Regions from separate parts of the Homo sapiens genome. Here region 2 is linked to region 1. Evidence: chromatin loops called from intact Hi-C (ENCODE). Cell type or tissue: Calu3. All regions are shown on one strand. Each heading gives the region's core, and the rest is flanking DNA. Links, peaks and the distances in the headings are about the cores only. Region 1 has its middle 180 kb from the start of EGLN3-AS1. Region 2 overlaps LOC102724945 (a long non-coding RNA gene).

The links. A loop is a pair of places that touch in the nucleus more often than their neighbours do. Peaks named below come from ENCODE experiments on the same cell type or tissue, not always from the same donor. Only the 100,000 strongest peaks of a DNase experiment are listed, where the experiment ranks them.
Region 2: a loop joins it to region 1, with 3 times the contacts of the local background. A loop is called at or near these places in 3 of 110 quality-filtered maps.

What each region holds. Positions count from the first base shown.
Region 1 is chr14:34,219,319-34,228,942 of GRCh38, reverse strand. No RefSeq gene overlaps it. Among named protein-coding and RNA genes, the nearest start is that of EGLN3-AS1, 180 kb to the right of the region's middle. In Calu3, for the core only: no CTCF peak of the experiment used is centred there; a DNase peak (open chromatin) is centred at 5,302.
Region 2 is chr14:34,167,773-34,177,396 of GRCh38, reverse strand. It overlaps LOC102724945 (a long non-coding RNA gene), which reads left to right. Exons shown (of 9, transcript XR_001750942.2): 2 at 7,751-7,906. Among named protein-coding and RNA genes, the nearest start is that of EGLN3-AS1, 130 kb to the right of the region's middle. In Calu3, for the core only: no CTCF peak of the experiment used is centred there; no DNase peak of the experiment used is centred there.

The DNA of each region.
Region 1 (9,624 bases), core at 4,146-6,645:
AAGTTCGAAACAATGTCCCAGTTCTCAAGCAGGAGAAAGGTTTTAATCATTCAACTGTAGGGAGAAATTCCTGGCTCTGCCCTGTGCAATCAGCTCATCCTCCTGGGTCTCTAAGTGTGCTGAAATGTTGCTTCCTTGCTCCTGGTGTAACCACTCACTTAGCAAGCAGGAGCCTCCGTGGAAGGCGCTGACCTGTGATTTATGTGCCATAAAAGGGCCGGGATGTTTGATGCCTGTACTTCTCTGCCTGAGAAGAAACATTAAATGAGAGCGAATGGACCCTAGGCTCCTAACGTGGCTGCTGCTTTCCGAATGCGCGCACAGGCGCTCCATTTCATTCTGGCTCCCTGGCCGGGCCGAGCTGATTTTCACCCTGCAGATCTTAACGAAGCTCAAACACTGCCACAACCACAAGAAGCAGAAAGGAAAGGCCCAGCAGCCACTGTTTTCCTCTTCTCATACTGTCACCACGGGAGGCCTCTTGCCATGAAGGTGTTTAAAACTTCCAAAGTTAAAAACACAATGTGAAGCAAGAATCCAAGCTGATGACACCATTTCAAACGGTTTAGCAATCCATAGTTCCAGATGGAAGTTCAGATAGGAGGGCTCCTTGACTTTGTACTGAGCAGTTTCTTATAGAGGCAGAGTCCACTTGAATCCAGAATGTCTGTATTTTGCTTTAACTGGTCAGCTGGTGGAGAGGGCCCTGGATTGGGTGGCTCTGGGTCTCTATCAGAAGCAGACTGTAGGTGGCACTGCAACGCAACTTTGGTGCACCGCAGCGCGTGATAGCGCGCAGAAAACCGGGGGAGATTTAGTGCTCCGAGAAATTCAAGCCCTTTAGGGAAAGGAGCACAAAAATCACCACTTAGAAGTTGCTGTAGAAGCCTTGGGGCCACTGACCATCCTCTCCAGGGACCGAACGGCTAAATGGCAAGGATGATGTGGTGGGGAATGTGTACCTGGCGATGGTTTGCAAAATCTTGACGTTAAAAATCACCACTGTTTCATGTGTGTGGGAAATAAGAAGGCAGGGAGACAGAATGAAAAGCCTGAGAAAACACAATAAGGGTGAGAGAGAAATGGATTTTTAAATGACTATTATTATTGTTTTATTTTGAAGGAGAGTTTGAAGTACATGAATTCCCTCTGCATGTATACTCCCACCTGACCATTGAATTAAGGTGGGTACAGTTAATAGTTATAATAGAGAATCATGGTAAATAACACTGATTGAGGGTACTTTATTCATGAGTGATAAGATGAATCAAGAAAGAAAAATTAAGGGAAGCGTCATGAAATGTCTTTTCTCGTGGGCCACATGCTCTAATATTTGGGCTAATTCTAGTCTTATGCTATAAGAAATCACTTAGTCTACAGTTTTGTGGACTTAGTTCAGAAGTGGATGCTTTTGGAGACGAATGTAAGGTCCTCCTCTGAACCTCATTTTCCCATTTGCAAGGATTCGTTCTGTCTATTTCTATTTCTAATGGTTTTCAAAGTGTGATTCTGGGAACAGTAGCATTGGTATCACCTGGGAACTTGTTAGAAATGCAAATTTCTGAGCCCCACTCCAGACCTTCTAAATCAGAAACTCTGAGGATGGGGTGTAGCAATGTGTTTTAGCCAGTCCTCCAGGTATTTCGGATGCATGCTGATGTTTGTGCACACCTGCTGTAAGGAGTCCCTCAGATATGTATGGGGGAAAAGTGAGGATAGATTACTCAGGAAACATTGAACCCTTACGATGTTTATTAATAGCTGAGTGATATATGCTGGGGTTACAATGAAGAAAACATGGTTCTTCTCTCAAGCTGTTTATAATTTAGTGGGAAAACAGGCATACTTACAATGCTAAATGGAATAACTACTCCTTGAAAATACTAATTCTGCCTAGAAAGAAGGGAGGAGAAAGGCTTATAGGGTGGTGGGGAACATTTGAGCAGAGTCTTGAAGGATGAGAAGATTTAATGAGGCAGAGAAGGGCTTGTAGCTTTTATTATTTATTTTTACTTATTTATTTTTTTGAGATCAAGGCTCATTCTGTTACCCAGGCTGGAGTGCAGTGGCATGGTCAGGGCTCATTGCAACCTCAACCTCCCAGGCTCAAGTGATCCTTCCACCTTAGCTTTCTGAGTAGCTAGGACTACAGGCCTGTGCCACTATGCCCGGCTAATTTTTGTATTTTTTGTGGAGACAGGGTTTCAGCATGTTGCCCAGGCTTGTCTTGAACTCATGGGCTCAAGTGATCTGCCCGCATCGGCCTCCTAAAGTGTTAAGATTACAGGTGTGAGACACCACGCCGGGCCTGCTTGTAGCTTTTAAATGTTGTTTAATATTGCCAGAGAGTTTTGTCCACCTCAAACCATCAAGGAGCCAAACATATTGAGAGAGATTGAGTTTTCTTTCCCCTACATTTGGTTAAAGACATGGGCTTTGAGAATCACTTATTGAGAGGGAAAATCTGGCTAGCCTTGGACTTTTGCTCAGTGCCAATAGTCAATGAAGTAATGTCTACAAATTTCTGAGGAAAAGAGTGACTCAAAAATATTATATCCAGCCAAGGAGTTGGTCAAATATAAAGATAACAGGTAAACATTCTTATGTATTGACCCAAGAATTACAGGGTGTACAAACACTTCTTGGAAAAAAAGTTAGTGACAAGATGAAGCCACACAAGAGGTAAAAATAAAGGACAAAGTGAAGGACTCAGGAATGAAACAGTCACAGTAAAAGACTGGTAGTGGGCATTCAATTCATGTAAATGTAAGAACTAAGTCTAAACAAAAGTAGAAAATGGTAACAGAATAGAGAATTAATGTTATAATCCTTATCAGGGAATATGGGTGGGAGTGTGAGAGTACCAATTTCCTCATCTTTCTTAGCAGAAAGTTTTTTTGTTTTTTGAATGACTAGCCACTTTATTTTTTTTAATATTTTTTTTCTTAACGTAGAAGGCTCTTTTAAGAAATAATAACTTTACTGGCAAGGAAACGTTTATTTGAAGTTTATTCTCCTTCACTTTCTTCAGTTTCTTTATCCTTTTTTAAGTAAAACAAAGTTTTCTAACTTTCCAAAAATTAAAGCTAGCTAATATAGAATAATCTCATTTTAATTAGCTTATTTCTTTTCTTCCCTTCCATTGATCCATCCATCTTTCTATCCATTCTTGGCTAATTTCTTTTACTCTCATGGTTTTAATTTAATTTAATTTTATTATTATTATACTTTAAGTTTTAGGGTACATGTGCACAATGTGCAGGTTTGTTACATATGTATACATGTGCCATGCTGGTGTGCTGCACCCATTAACTCGTCATTTAGCATTTGGTATATCTCCAAATGCTATCCCTCCCCCCTCCCCCCACCCCACAACAGTCTCCGGAGTGTGATGTTCCCCTTCCTGTGTCCACGTGTTCTCATTGTTCAATTCCCACCTGTAAGTGAGAACATGCGGTGTTTGGTTTTTTGTCCTTGTGATAGCTTACTCTCATGGTTTTAACTATTATCTCTTTGATCACGATGTTCAAATATTTATTTATTTATTTTTTTTTAGAGATGGAATCTCACTCTGTCACTGAGGCTGGAGTGCAATGGCACAATCATAGCTCACTGCAGCCTCAAACTCCTGGGCTCAAGTGATCCTCCTGCCTCAGCCTCCTGAGTTGTTGGGATTACAGGCTCACACCATCACACCCAGCTAGTTTATTTTTATTTTTGTAGTGATGGGCTCTCCCTGTGTTGTACAGGCTGGTCTCAAACTCCTGGCCTCAAGTGATCCTCCCACCCCAGCCTCCTGAGTTGTTGGGATGGCAGGTAGGAGCCACTGCACCTGGCTCAAGTATTTATCCCTGATGATTCTTCTGAGTTGCAGAATTATGTATACAATAGCCCACTGGATGGACAGCTCCACTTGGATGTCCAATGGACACTTCAACATGTTCAGAACAAGACTCATTTTCTTCAGCTTCCAAATCCAAATTTGCTGCTCCTCTTATATTTTCTATCCTGGTTCATGATATTACCATCAACTTGGTCATCCAAGCCAGAAACTTGGAATCATCTTAGATTCCTTATCTCTTCATCCTTCTCATCCAATCAACCATTAACACCGCATCCAAGCCAGAAACTTGGAATCACTCTTGATTTCTCATCTCTCTTTCAAGCTTCCCATCCAACCGGTCAACATCGCTTCCTAAATATTTACTTTTCCCTCTTCTCCTTATCCTAGCTATCCTTGATCTAGGACAGAGCCTCACCAGGGTCTTTGATAATAACTTCAAACTTGTCTGTAGGCCTTCTTGGCTTTTCTTTATATTCACTTCCATTGTTTATATTCCTGCCAGAATGATCTTTCTAAAATGCAAGTTTATCTTGTTATTCCCCAGCTAGCATCCTTCAAAGGTTCCCTATTTCCCTAAGGATAAATTGCAGGCTACTTAAATACACCATCTTCTGTCTCTGGACTAATAGGCAATAGGCACTATTTTTATCCCTGACATGCTGTGATGTGGACAGCTGCTGGTTCTTCTGCTTATAATTGTTTTGTGTCTGTTATGGCCTGGATGACACTTGCTTATTTGTTGAAACACAGCTCAAGGGTCACTTCAGGAAGTTTTCCCAGACCTTGGACTAAGGTTTTCTCCTCTGTACTCAGTAGCACCTTTCACATATCTCAGTTGTAGCACTGAGCATTTAAGAACTGTTTATGTGCTGGTCTCTCCTACTATCACTGCAAGTTCCTCCATGTTAGGAACTGTGTGTGTGTGTGTGTGTGTGTGTGTGTGTGTCTGTGTGTGTTCGTTCACAGTGCCTACTGTACAGCATGGCACATAGTAGGTTTACAAAGACTATTGAAGTGAACTAAGCAATCCTGGTACATCTTTCTATCAATGCCATATGTACTCCCTCTCTCCCTTGGGCACAATTGGATAAACACCAAATTCAATAGTGCTCCATTTTTCTGAACTCTGGGCAGACTGCCTTCCTTCTGTGGACACATTCTTTCTTCAGATATGTTAATACTATTGATTAAGTCACAGCTTTCTTTTAGAGCAATCACATTCCAGTCATGTCTCTGTAGGCTGCATCCTAGACTCTTTAATTAGATTTCTTCATTCCTTCATTCATTAGTTCACTTATTCTATTCATGGACGGCTGTATGTTTAAAAGGCATCTACTAGGTTTTTAGTAAAACAGTGCCCTTTGTATTGGTGGCCCTCATTGTGGGGCACAAAGTGTGAGCCCAGTGGATGCTTCAGTGGGTGGGATGTGTGCATAAGGTAGGCACCAATAGCAGGGGAGGACAAGAGTCCTGAATGCTAAGTCCAGCCTCAGGCAAATTCCTCAGATTCTTGAGAACGGTCTAGCACAGAGGTTCATATCTCTAGTTTTGGAGGGAGGCAGGCTTATTTTTGAATTTTCAAGTTAACAGCTGAGTGGACAGTTTCCTTACTTGTGAAACTCTTCATCTGTTAAATGAGGTTAAGAGCAGGACTAACATAGGTTTGTTTTGAGAATTAAAAAAAGACAATGTTGAAAAGTGCAAGGCAGATGACAAGCATGTGACAAATGGTAGTCAACCTTATCAACCTCATCATCATCATCATTTAACAACAATGAATGCTCTTAGTCTGGACTTACACTGACCATTGGTTGGTTCCTCCCCAAATTGGGATGCGATTTAGTCAGCAGTGATAGGAGCCTGAGAAAGACCTCGTGGACATCCCAGGCACCAGTTGCCTTTTCTGCTTCTGTTAGGAAATGCATTGAGTTTTTAGGGACTCTGTTTATACAGAGATTATTTAGCATTTTTATTCTCTGAAGGTGCTGGCATAGCTTCAGCCTGTATTCTAAAGGGAAGGCGGTTAGCTGTGCCTTTCTTTGTTTGTCGGGAACATTTCTGTAGATAAGCACCCTGCACAGTAAATAAAATGCATTGTTATTACATTGCCTAGCAATTTACCTGTAACAGACGGCTGTGCCTGCTATAATGACATGATAGCTAATCCATACCCCTGCATGATTTTATCTTCCACGGAAGGAGGCTGGCAAGTTTAAAGGGGACACCCTCAAAGATCAGCCAGGGGAAACTACTTCTGGTTTCTGTGAGTACGCCAAAAGTCCGGTGCCCAGATTTTGAAAGAATGCTTAATTTCAGGATCAATTACCTTAAGCTTCCCATAAGTAGGTTCTACCTAAAGCTTCTGTGGAAAAGCAGTTTGATTTAATTAAGGAAGTCTCTCAGTCCTTGAGTCTGTGCTTAATACAGAGGTTAATTTTTTTTTCTTACTGCATTAGAAGTTTTGGATATGCAAATAGCCTATCATCCAACTTGCCTTAGAAGTAAATAACAATTGCCTTTTGCAGTGGACAAATAACACTGCTTTTGTTTATTTAGCTTCCTGTATGCATTTGGATAAAGCCCTCAAAAAGACGTTATTATGTCCAAAGGCAAGAGCTATTTTATAACACTCTAATATTAGAGTGATACAATTTACCAAACGCCAAAACAATGTAGCGTCACCATAATTTTCAATATAAACAATAGAACTGGACTTTCAACTGTACCTTGTTTCCTGGGGTTTGCTGCTGTTTGTTTTTCTGACTAAACTAATCTGGAAGGAATGGGTTGGATTTGGACTTCTCAGGAGGCTCTGTCCCCTTCTGGAAAGGGTACAGACTTGGAGTTTAACCCAAGTTGCACTCTTGGCTTCAGCCATTAACAACCCTATGATCTTGGGCAAGTCATTTACTTTTTTGCAGTCTTTTTGTTGCTGTTGTCACAAAGCTTGTTGAAGATATTACTTGAGCATTTTTTAGGAATTACTTCTCTAAATGGTCTCAGATACCTTTCATAGCTTAAATATTTCTGGCAGTGTTAATAATAAGGAACAAGAATTGTTTCCGGCTGGGCACGATGGCTCACACCTGTAATCTCAGCACTTTGGGAGGCCGAGGTGGGTGGCTTGCTTTAGGTCAGGAGTTCGAGACCAGCCTGGCCAACGTGGTGAAACCCCATCTCTACTAAAAATACAAAAATTAGCCGGGTGTGGTGGCATGTGCCTGTAGTTCCAGCTACTGAGGAGGCTGAAGCACAAGAATCGCTGGAATCCAGGAGGCAGAGGTTGCAATAAGCTGGGATCGCACCACTGCACCCCAGCCTGGGGGACAGAGTGAGACTCTGTTTCCAAAAAAAAAAAAAAAAAATTGCAAATTTGGGAAATTTCTCATATTGGTACCAATCGCCCTTCCTCATTAATTCCTCCCTGACCTTTCTCCTATGAAAAAAATGTGCCCCCTCACATTTTAGGAGTTTAGGTAGGAGTTAGGTAGGGTGATTGCTTGCTGGTAGACTATTATATCTCTCTAATCTGTCTGTGTCTCTCCATCTCCAGCACCACCAACAGCTAACATTTATTGAAGGCTTACAGAGGGCTGAGTGCCCCACAGGCACGATCTCATTTAATCCCCACCAAAACCATGATTATTGCCATTTTACGGGTGGGGAATTTGAGGCTTAAAGGGGTGAAGCAAATTATCCAGGGTCACAGAGCTAGTTAGTATTAGACTCCTGGTCCGATCTCTCGCCAAGACTCAGGTGGAGGACTGGCAAGAGGACTAATAACTGTCTTCCCAGCTCCTTCCTTCTTTCATGTCAACCTGTTCTCCACACGAAAACAAAGTGAGCTTTTGAAAGAGAAAACTCAGCACTCCCGCGCATCATCCTCCCCCTCCACATGCTAATAATCCCCATGATCTGGCTTCTGCCCCTTTCGTTGCATCTGACACCGCCCTCCTCTTGCTCTCTGCTCTCCCTTTGTGGCTGCCTTTCAGTTCCTGTTACGTGCTTCTCGCCTGTCCTCAGAGTCTTTGTATATGTGGTTCCCTTTGTGTGGAACATTCCCCCTCCTCTTGTTGCTTGTGGTCCCAATCACATTTGCTCATCCATTCTCCTTCAACCTTCTCCTGTGATAAAAGTGCATTTCACTCCTCCTGCTGATGGAGGATGCTGCCTGCTGGTGGGCCATTTATATCACTCTGGCCTCCACTCGTTCTCCAGCTCAAAGATGCATTCATTTCTGACTTCAGATTAAGCTGGGTTCCCTTATAGCCGCTGGTGCATTTTCTTAGGCAATTATTAGGATGTATAGTTAGAAAAATATTATCCATATAATTATTTGATTAATTTCCATATCTATTCTACCCCTGACTGGAAGTTTTATGAGGATAAGGATTGTGTCCACTTTAGCTCATTTTGTATCCTCAGGGTCTAACATAACACTTGGCACATGGTATTGTTATTTACCAGGTTGGATGAAAGCTGAGCTTTAGAAACTGGGAAGGCTGGGGATCAATCCTGAGGTTTCTTAGCATTCTCTGTTCCTGGAGGAGCAAGCAGCATGTAACTGCATGCCCTCTGGCCTGTGTGTGCATGTCTGCATATGCGTGTGGCAATGTACATGCACACACACACACACAAACACACACACACACCCCTTCCCTTTCTCCATTACAGGCAGCTGAACCAGGAAGGTGAAGAATATTTTTCATGGCGTTATTTTTATGATAATCTATTTCGATGGTTAATTTGGTTTAGGACACTGATTTATCACCAGTTTATAGATCTCTCTCTCTTTTTATTGTCCTATTTGAATTATAAGGATGGCATGTGTGAAATGGAACTTCTTGGCCTATTCTGCTTCTCATGCAACCAGTGTAGTTCAGACAATAAAAAGATCTATAAAATTAATATATACACAGAGTGAGAGGGGAAAGAGAGGGACAGAGACAGAGAAAATGGGTAATGCTTTGGAATTGGATGCCACATTTATCTCTCTCCGGTGAAGTTCAGAATGAAAATTTACATGTGGAGGGGGCATAAATGAGGTATGAAGGTGTTGTCCTCTCATGTGGAAAGAAGCCTAGTAATCCTAGCTTACCTGTGTTACAAGAAAACATATTTTTCTCTTGCTTTTAGCAATTTTAAGGACTTACTATTGCTGCTCTAACTTTAGAAATATGTGCTCTAAAGGTATGACTTTAATGAAAGGAAATACCAGGCCACTTAGATTATGCATTGCCTAGTCGGCCAGGTATGTCCTAATTACATCACCGACAGGCATCTGCAATGGATATCTGCTTGTGAGTTTTTCTCTAGCACCTGGTGCACACCCAGTGCATAGTAGGTGTTCGATAAAAGTGTAACTGAACGAGCGCCAAGAAGGCATAGCTGGTTTGTTGGTCTCCTGAAGTAAGTCTGAACCTCACTGAGCCTTCACTGGGGGAGAGGAGTGGGCCCCTTTCCCCTCATGCTTTCTGGAGGTTATGCCACATGATGTGCTTTTAGGGCCAGCTCTTTCCTGCTTTTGTCTCTTGGCTTTCTTCTTGGTTTTGTTACTCTGACCACACTAGCTGTTGACCAGTTTTTTTAAAAAAGTGAGGGGGGGGTGATTTTCGTGGAGTATTTGATCCTGATAAAGTGCCTTCTGAGTGGAAAACAAACAACAACCTTCCTACCTTCTGAAGAGGTGTTTTGAATGACCAGGTGGCAGCTCCCAGATGTGATTTCACATGAGGTTCTTGGATTGACTATTTATTGCTATGCTTGAAATGATGGTTATT
Region 2 (9,624 bases), core at 3,919-6,418, 51 kb after region 1:
TCCTTCCAGAGAAGGAAGGTTGTAGTCTAGCCAAAACTGGCTTCTAAGAAAAGCTTTACCGTACTCACCCTCAAAAAGGACTCAGAAGGCCAGGTAAATGATGGCCAGAAAGTGAGATGTCCTCAGCCCAAATGTCACATGGGTTGGGATTCAACCCAATTCAACAAACAATATTCAGTACACATTTTCTGTGTGTCAGGCTTGTACTAGGTTAAGGATTGAAAGATTAACAAACAAACAAACAAAATATGGCCTCAGAGACCTCATAGTTCAGTTGAGGCATTCGGTACTTACTCAGCATGATGAGTGTTTAATAAATATATGTAAAGTTCTGTGGATCAGAGAGGACAGAATAATTGGAAATATAGAAGAAAAATTATTTCGGAAAGGCTCCCCATCCCAAAGTATATATCGTCTTTTGAACCACCTATCAAAAATCAGACTGCAGATGTGACACATCCCATTCATGTACACAAATTAGATTCAATTCAAGTTAATGTTTTAGTGCTTACAGTATGCCCACCATATCCCCAAGAAGGTTTTGATGTAGGAACATCAAATAAATATATAAGATTTAATACAATGGAAAATGACAAGGTCATTAGAAATACAAGCAAGATATGATGGAAATATACAGGGAGTAGTAATAAAATCTGACTGGGAGATATAGAAGTCCTCACTGGGGCATACTGGTATTTAGGATGTTTAGTTCATGCCTCCCCATAGTGGCTGTGGACTCTGCACCTGTGTTTATATGGGATTCTGGATCTAATTGGTCAGATCCAGAGGTCTTAGGGGAAATGACACAATGGCTGGGTCATTAAATTTTCCTAGGAATTTAGAATTGAGAACTAAGGATGCTAGGCTGCTGAATGGTGGCTTTGTTGATGGTAAGATATTAAGGAGGCTGCTGTAGCCATGTTTGGGTTTTGGGAGCAGATAAGTGAAGCAATGCTGGGATGAGGGAGTCAGAGGTTGGGGTGGGGTGGGGGAAGACAGGAGAGAGATGGGGAGAGAGAGGAGAATGGCTGTGAAGGAAGAGATAGGAAGTGAAAACAAGGGAAGAGAAGACTGAAACAGACACAGAGAGATGCAGGTATTGTTGAGAAATCTTTGCTTGTAAGTTCCCAAATTCACTTTGAGCTTGTTAACCTGAAAAGAAGCCTTTATTATGAGGATCCAGGGTATAAGAATATCACAGAACCTAAGGGCAGAGACTGGAACTGCCTGAATCCGGAAGAGATTGCAACAAGAAACTGAAAAGCTGTCAGGACCTGGCCAGTTCTCACCACATTCTGGCTTTATTCTCTCCTGCTTGCAGATTGGTTTTCTCTACTAGTTGGTTCACCTTGTAGGTACAAGATGGGTCACCCCATTATTTTCCAGGTTTATATTTCTCTTGATACAGTAGGCCAGACTGAACCAGGATCTAACTTTTAGTCTTACTTCTAAATTCTAATTGCCCCAGATATATCAGGTATCTCTTCCTGATCTAATAACTGTGGCCCTGAAGTAAGAACAGGGTGATAGAGCCTGCACATGGCTGTTGAGGCCTCCTTCCTGTGTGAGGGGTGCAATAAAGAGGTAAGTCTTAACTGAGAAGCCACATTCAAAATTTTGTGCTATAACTAAAGTGCCACAGGTCAGGGAGCACTGACTCTCAGTTCCTGTTTGCATTTCCTTTGTGAAGGCCTTCCCATTCTTCCTGAGAGATGCCGATTCCTTATATAAGTCTCACTTTACTTAAGCTAGAGTGAGTTTCTATTTCTTACAACAAAAGAGCCTTCACTAAGATTTCGGTAGTCAGAGAAGAGATGAAAGAGGGCATTCCAAATTCAGGCAATAGCATGAATATAAGCATGGGAGTGAGGAAGTTCATGATTGAATGGATAGAATTCTCCAAATGGGGATTGCAGAATAGGGTGTCTGAAGGGATGGTGTGGAAATTGGGGCTGGAAAGGTGGTTTGAAGACTGTTGACACTGACCTTGGTAATTTCTCTCTTGGTAGTTTGGAGGAGGCAGTGGGAGCCTGGCAGATTTTTGAATAGCAGAATGATGGTTTCTGATCAGCGTGTTGGTGTTCTGTCTTCTTAGAGAGTGACAAGCACATTATATCTGCCCTAAATTTGATGGTAGTTGGACTGTGATGGATGAAATTCTACTTTTAAATCAAGTGGAATTGTGCCCTAAAATAATCACAGAGGCCTCATTTGCTGGCAGTTTGCCAAAAAGTACTGGGTGCTTGTAATCGATGCTATTGACACCACACCTAGATCCCCTTTACCTGCTGCTGCACCTGGTCTCCAGCTGCTGCAAGTGCTAGAGCCAACGGCTTGGCTTAATGTCTGTTACCTTCTTGGGAGTCACCTCACTGGGAGATATGTAGGAACTTCCACTGCTCAACCCCTATGGCCCATGACTGAATGACTTATGCGGGGGAGTCTAAGAGTCTGGCCCCTTTGCTGCAAGGTGGGGCAAGGCTGCTGGATGATTGATGCTCCAGACCCACACTGGACCAGGTCATGCTGGATGTTACCTGAGGCTACATTCCTACTCAGCATCTTCCCTTTCCAAACTGTCCTGCTTCTCCCGCTAGCCTACAGGATTCTCCTGAAGAACCTGCCCTCAACAGATCACAGGCAACCAAACCCCTTTCTCAAGCCCCTGCATCAAGGCAACCTGCCCTAAGAGAGTACCATTTATTTCAATAGACATCCAAAGTTACACAGGTTTCTATGTTTCTACCTCTATACGGCATAGTGGTCAAGAGCTCAGATTCTGGAATAAGACCATCCTGCACTGGAATCTTGGCCCTGTCACATAGTAGCTTCTAGTCTGGGCAGATTGCTTAGTCCCACAAAATCTAAATAGGGTAAGAATAGTACTTTGGGTTGATGTGAGGATTAGATGAGATAATATACATGATGCTCTTGGCCCAGTACCCATACCAAGTAAAGAACTCATTAGCCACTATTATCATTATTTCTGGTTATCTCTTTAATAGAGCTAGTGCATGTAGTTGCACAGGTTGCACACTGCATCAAGGTCCCTATCTAAGGGTAGCTGCAGGGGTAGATCTGCATGGCTGGCACATTTGTTGATTCACACTGGGTCTTGAGAAGCAAAAATAGCAGGCAAAGACTATCACAGTTAGCCTGAGACAGCCGAGAATACCCAGTGCTTTTCCTGCAGAGAGATTGCCACACAAAGGGCTCTTTGCTATGCGGAGCTCCACGTCAATCTCCCATCCATACCCCAAGCTGCTGTCCATGGAGGTGCATTCTCACCCCTTTGGCCTTTGCTTGTCAACCCAGTCCAGGAAATGGTAGCAGTCCTGTCTTCCAGTTCACAGAAGTGATGGTTTAGAGCCATGGAGCTGAATAAATGGCTATGTTCAGCCAACATTTGTCAATCCCCAGGAATAGCTTCCTATTTTGTCAGAAGATTCCATCCATGTGGCCAGACACTGGCATAAGAGGCTGAAATGCCCCAGTGGTTGGAAACTATGGGATGGGGAGAGATCGTTGGGCGGTAACGTGACCATATTTCTGTGGCATGAGCTGGTACAAGCCAGCACTGGGGGAAACCAGGCCATCGGGAGAACGTTCACAGATCTGGCTGGCAAGTGCTTTGTATATGGAAAAATACACCTTTTCATAGAAGTAACTTGATCTGAAGAGTATCATAGAGTTGCTGTAGTGATAGAGCAAATGATCCCATATTCCAGTACATGAGAGACCTGTTCTCTTGTGTCCCTTCTGGCCAGCCCGCCTTCCCACAGCAGCCCCACCAATGAAATGAAAAAAATCCCTGGAACACTCTAGCTCACAGACTTCAGGACTCGACTTGCACCTGACTAGGGTCCCATCTGAGGTAATACATGAGAAAATTTGGCCTAACTGCTGAACTATTTCTTCTGAAGGGACACAACCACAGCAAGCTAAGCATTTCCAGATACCCAGTCAGAGAATTCAAAGAATGCTAGCTGTATCAGACATTTGCTCCCAAACGGGGATTGCAGGATAGGGATGGTGTGGAAATTGGGGCTGGAAAGGTGGTATGAAGATGGTTGACATTGACCTTAGAAATTCCCCTCTTGGTAGTTTGCTCTCTTATGTGGGGCACCGGGGTACAAGGGGTGTCTTCAACCTCATTGCTCCTGAGCTCTTCAGCCTCTGGCGACAGAGCATGCAGATTGTCTGTCAGTGTCATCAGAGCTGGATGCAAGTCCTCTGGAAGGTGTCCACAGAGCCCCGGGCAGGAAGCCACCTGGTTCCAGGGTGGTCAGGATGCAGTGTCCTTCAGTCTGGATTACTTGCTTAACAACCCAGATTTGTACATCCTTTTGAAAGAAGAAAGCTTGTTTTGGTCTTTGCAAACATGCTGTGTGACATATGAGTCCTTCTAAGTGGCTGGCACACTGAGTGGAAACAAAGCCATAGCTGAGAGTGGGTTGGGGAGTGTCTAGAGAGCCCCCCTTCCTCATGCTTGCACCGAGTATAAGAGCCTAAAACTCTCTCACAAGTGGGACTGGAAATTGGAAAGTCTTTTTCCTCACTTCACATAGAAGTCTTTTTATACCAAGGTTCAGGGCAAGTAGACTAACCCCATGGAACAAAAGTCCAAGTTCTGCTGGGGAGAGGGGAAAAGAGTCAAACCTGCTTGGAATCAGTTCACTGGCATAGATCTGCATTTTACTGTGAGCCAAAATCCTGTGAAGTCTCAGGGGCGATGAAGTCCAATTAAAACAGAGCTCAGGCACCGGAAGAGGCCAACAGACATGTGTAATTGTGAGAACCAGGACTTTAGTGGGGAAAGAAAAAAAAAAAAATCCAAGGAGAAGCCAAGGCCAATGATCAGAACTGCTAATTTTTACCAACCTAATCATTAATGAATACTATGTTTCTGAAAAGAATGTTAAGAGAATAATTGTATTTCAAGGGCTTAAAAACTGCTAAACTCTGAAGTTGTACAATTTGTGCAAATTAATATGATAAAAAGAGACAATTAAGGTTTATAATTAACAGATAAATACAAATGATCTGGTGAAGACAATCTAAGTTTCTGCTCTGTCTTATGAAGCAGTGTAATTGATTTTTATAAATGCTAATTTACAGTACATGCTCTGTTAACCATTAACACAGAGAAAAGAACGTGGAGTAAATGAAAGTCAAGGAGGGATATGAGCCAAGAAACTTAACAAACTAGATCTAGCCAAGGAGAAAAAATAGAAAAATATGTCAAATGTTGGAATGTGGCTTTGAAAAGAGAAAATATATTATCAGACAACAATCTTCCTTCCATATTCCCTTGATTGTCCAGCCCTGTGGAGAGAAAAAAAAATCCCTCAACAATCTATACAAATGCAGTTTAAATTTTTCTCTGTTTTTACACCATGCAAAACTGGCTATCTGGGTTTTGCTGAAATTCGCAGGGTAAGGGTCAAATGGCCTGACTCAAGATATACGTCTCATTATGTAAATAAAATGCACTTTGGGAGGGAAGAAGTTTCCCCAGCAAGAGCAGCTGAACTGTCTAGAGAAAGTCCTGTGTCACTTCTGATCAGGAGAAGCCTGCTATATGTAATCAGATGCTGTGGACAGAGAATACCAATGGTGATCTTAAGTGAACCCCAAACCGACGCACAATGGCTGATGCTCCAGACAGCAGGCAACTTGGGACTGAGCTGCCTCTCACGTGGGCAACTTGTGCAAGTGGGCTCCGGGATGGGCACTGGTAGAGAGTCATTTACGTATATAATGGTGGTTAGCGAGTCTCATGAGCTACTCCAGGAGGCCAGACAGTTCACAACAAAGTATTCCTTTTCAGATGGGGAAGAAATGATTACATAAGCAAAGGGAAGTAAGAGAGACTGAGAAAAAGGAGAGAGGGAGAGAAGGGTTGCTTTGTATGTCCCCATTAGACTGTATGCCTCTACATACATTTGTGTCTTGTACATTCTTATTCTTTGTACCCAGCACAATGTTCTTCTTATGATAGAATCTGGAAAAATATTTGTATTTTGATAATGAAAATAGAGATCTGGCAATTCATATTTTTTACAAAAAGGAAGCCTGCAAAGATGACTTTATTTTAAATTGGAAGTATGAGATCCTAGAGATTTTTACCTGAGTATGGTTAACACTCTGCTTTTGAGTTTTCAAGTTGAAATCAGCAAGAGAAAAAGGAAAACTGGATGAAGAGAGCATCAAAGGATGTCTGGAGAGGAGTATCATCATTCTAAGGCCTTAGATCTGGGGAAGTCAGGAACTGTCTTTTCAGTTACTGCTCCTTCCAGTCACGCTCCATTAACCTGTTCCCAGTGAGTTAGGAGCCCCTCCAAGCATTTCCAAATGTAACTTGCTGGTGAATGTGATGTCTTCCTTGATGCTTCTGAAATTCCTAATCTACAAAACCAACTGTTCTTTCAAAATACATTTTTTTGGTTTCTTCTGTTTGTTACCTTTTGATAATCATATTGGAATTGTACATTTTAAAATTCTTAAAATCTGTTAACAAAAGGAAAGGTAAGAAGTGGATTCTAGAAGCTAAAACAGAAAGTACTTTTTTTTTTTTTTTTTTTTTTTTGAGATGGAGTTTCTCTCTTGTTGCCCAGGCTGGGGTGCAATGGTGCAATCTTGGCTCACTGCAACCTCTGCCTCCCAGGTTCAAGCAATTCTCCTGCCTCAGCCTCCTGAGTAGCTGGGATTACAGGCACGCGCCACCATGCCTGGCTGATTTTATATTTTTAATAGAGACAGGGTTTCTCCATGTTGGTCTGGCTGGTCTCGAACTCCCCACCTTAGGTGATCCACCCACCTCAGCCTCCCAAAGTGCTGGGATTACAGGTGTGAGCCACCTCGCCCGGCCCTGCAGAAAGTACTTTTATCATTCTAGTCTGCCTTCTTATTAAGCAGGAAATAAATGCATGGTATAGACTAAGACTCTCCAATGGAGATATAAATGTAATTTTAAGTTTTCTAATAGCCCCATTGAAAAAGAAAAAGACACAGGTAAAAGGAATTTTTAAAATGTTTAACTCAATATATCAAAAATATTTTAATACATAATCAGTATAAAATTATTAATGAAATAATGTATATTTTATGTTGTCTTCAAAATCTGGTATATATTTTACAGTTACAGCACACCTCAAATGGCACTAGCCACATTTCAAAAACCCAGATTACATGTGGCTAGTAGTTGATGGCTGCTATTTATACAACACAGAGAGAGGGGGAGAGAGAGAGAGCAAAAGAGAGAGAGAGAGAGATCCAAAAATATATCTGTCAGGGTCCTATTGGTTCTTATTCCAATAAAAAACATTTAAGGGTTATGATGGAGGTGAATTTGAAACTCTAGTCATAATATTTATTTTATAGTATAAATAATGCCTAATTGGTACAAATACTATAAGCTGAACAATTATATCTCACCAATAATAAATTCCTTGGATCTGCCAAAACTAAGTTAAGAGACTTGCTGAGCATATCCTTAGCCAATCATATGTTTATCTTGAGGCATTAACCAAAGGCTCTACTCAGAATAAAGTGCCCTATTCATGCACTGGAGTCACAAGTATACTTTTCTACTTTCAGAAAATCTTGTGGGCCAAATAATGCAGCTAGATGTGGTACAGCAAAGGCCAAAGTATGGTTTCAGTCCATATATGTGCCACATGCCCACGGGGCAGTGCTCCTTTTCAAGGGAACTATGCTTCCTGTTTAACCCATGACATTTGTCTTACAGCAGCTACCAGGAGGCAGCCTGAACGTGTCAGGGCCTGGGCACGACACTTGCCTTTCTTGGAGGAGTGATTTGAAGCCATAGTGGAAGACTGAGCCTCTATAAAAAATGAACGAGGACACTCTTAATGGACAGATACAAAACAAGCCCCAGGAGAAAGTAAGTGAAAAGAGCAATTGCAGAATAGTGTGTATAATATGTTAGCAATTGTGTAAAATGGAAGGAAGTGTATATGCTTGTTATGCATAGATTCTCCCTGGAAGATCACAGAAGAAGCAGGCAATGTTGATTGCCTTCAAGGAAGGAGAGGGGTGAGTGATAAGAATTTTCCCTTATAATCTTTGTTCTTTAGAATTTTTCACCAGGTGATTTATTATGTTTAATATATGTATAATTCCTTTCAAGTTTTGTGCCATGTGAATGTATATAAAATAATGTTTAAAAATTTAACAGTATTTGAAATGAGTAAATGAGTCAAGATCATAAGAAAAGGCGTGGCCTAGTGAGGGTGAGTATGTCATGTCTTGGAGTTGAAAGTGGAATATAGAACTAAGTGTTTAACTAGACCCAAGACCAAAGAAGGGAGTTATGAGAGGAGAAATATCCCCACATACTCTTTTAAAAATCGGACAAACAATTATAATTCAGCAATCCCTTCCTAGGTGCTTAGTTTGTGCCCGTCAGCAGGCAAGCCAGCATGCCCACACAGTCTTCATCTCATGAACTCTGATAGAGATGCAAAGAAGCATCCCTTGTAAAACGTGTGTGACAACAAGAAGATGTCATATTGTCGACACAGCAGTATCAGCATTACACACGAAACCTGGTGATCAAATAAACGGCCTTGTAAAATAAGTGGGTGTCGGTGTTGCCTCGTACCTCACTGAGCTGTCACTATTGGTAAAGTATTTGATAGAGGTGAGAGTCCCAACCTCTACTCTTGGGAACAATACCATTTCTCTGGAAATCAATCCAATAGAATCAATTCTTTCAGCAAAGATGTAGTATAGCTTCTATGTGCTGGCACAGAGGGGAACACAGAGGACACACAGATTAAGCTCAGCAAGGGCCCTGCCCACGAGGAGCTGGTGGTGTTCACAGGGTGATAAATATGTAACCAATACTGTTTCAGAAAGCAATGGAAGTGCAGAAGAGGGTAGATAATTCTGCCTGAGGGGAGAGGGGGAAGCTTTAAGAAGTAGTGGGGAACTACATGTAGATGAATAAGTAGAAGTTTTCGTGGCCAGGGAGCAAGAAAAATTATTTTAGGCAGAGTATTGTACAAAGAAGGTAGAGGCATGAATACCAGGCCTATTTGAGAAAGGGGGACTCTGGCTAGACCAGAGCACAGGATGCTGGAGGGTAGAGAGGTGAGGCTGGAAGGCAGCCTGGGACTTTTGAGAGGGGTCATGATGATTCTGCTGAAGAGCTTGGGCTTTTTCCCTAGGCAGTGAAGAGCTACAAAGGACGTGAAACACGGGATAGTGGTAGCACAGTGCAAGGCTTCAGGTGGAGCAAGTGCACCAGAGACAGAGCCCAGAGGAGGCTGTGGCCACAGCCAAAGGAGGACGAGGAGCAGGAGGATCCAACAGTTTGCAGGGCAGGGGTTTTGGGTCTGACAAGCAATGGACTGGGTGGAAGAGTCACAGGGAAGGATGGGCCATGCTGTAGCTGACTTTAGAATAACCCATGAATCCAACTGTACCCTCTCCCCAGAAAATGACAATTGTGTAAAAGGGACAAAACCTGTTTTGCTTACAGAGAATGAATTATTCCTGGCCCCCAAATCTATATTGCAAAAAAGGTTTACTTTACTTAATTTTAAGGTGTTTTTAGAATTATGTAGTTTGACATGGTATTAGAAATAGTTTGATACA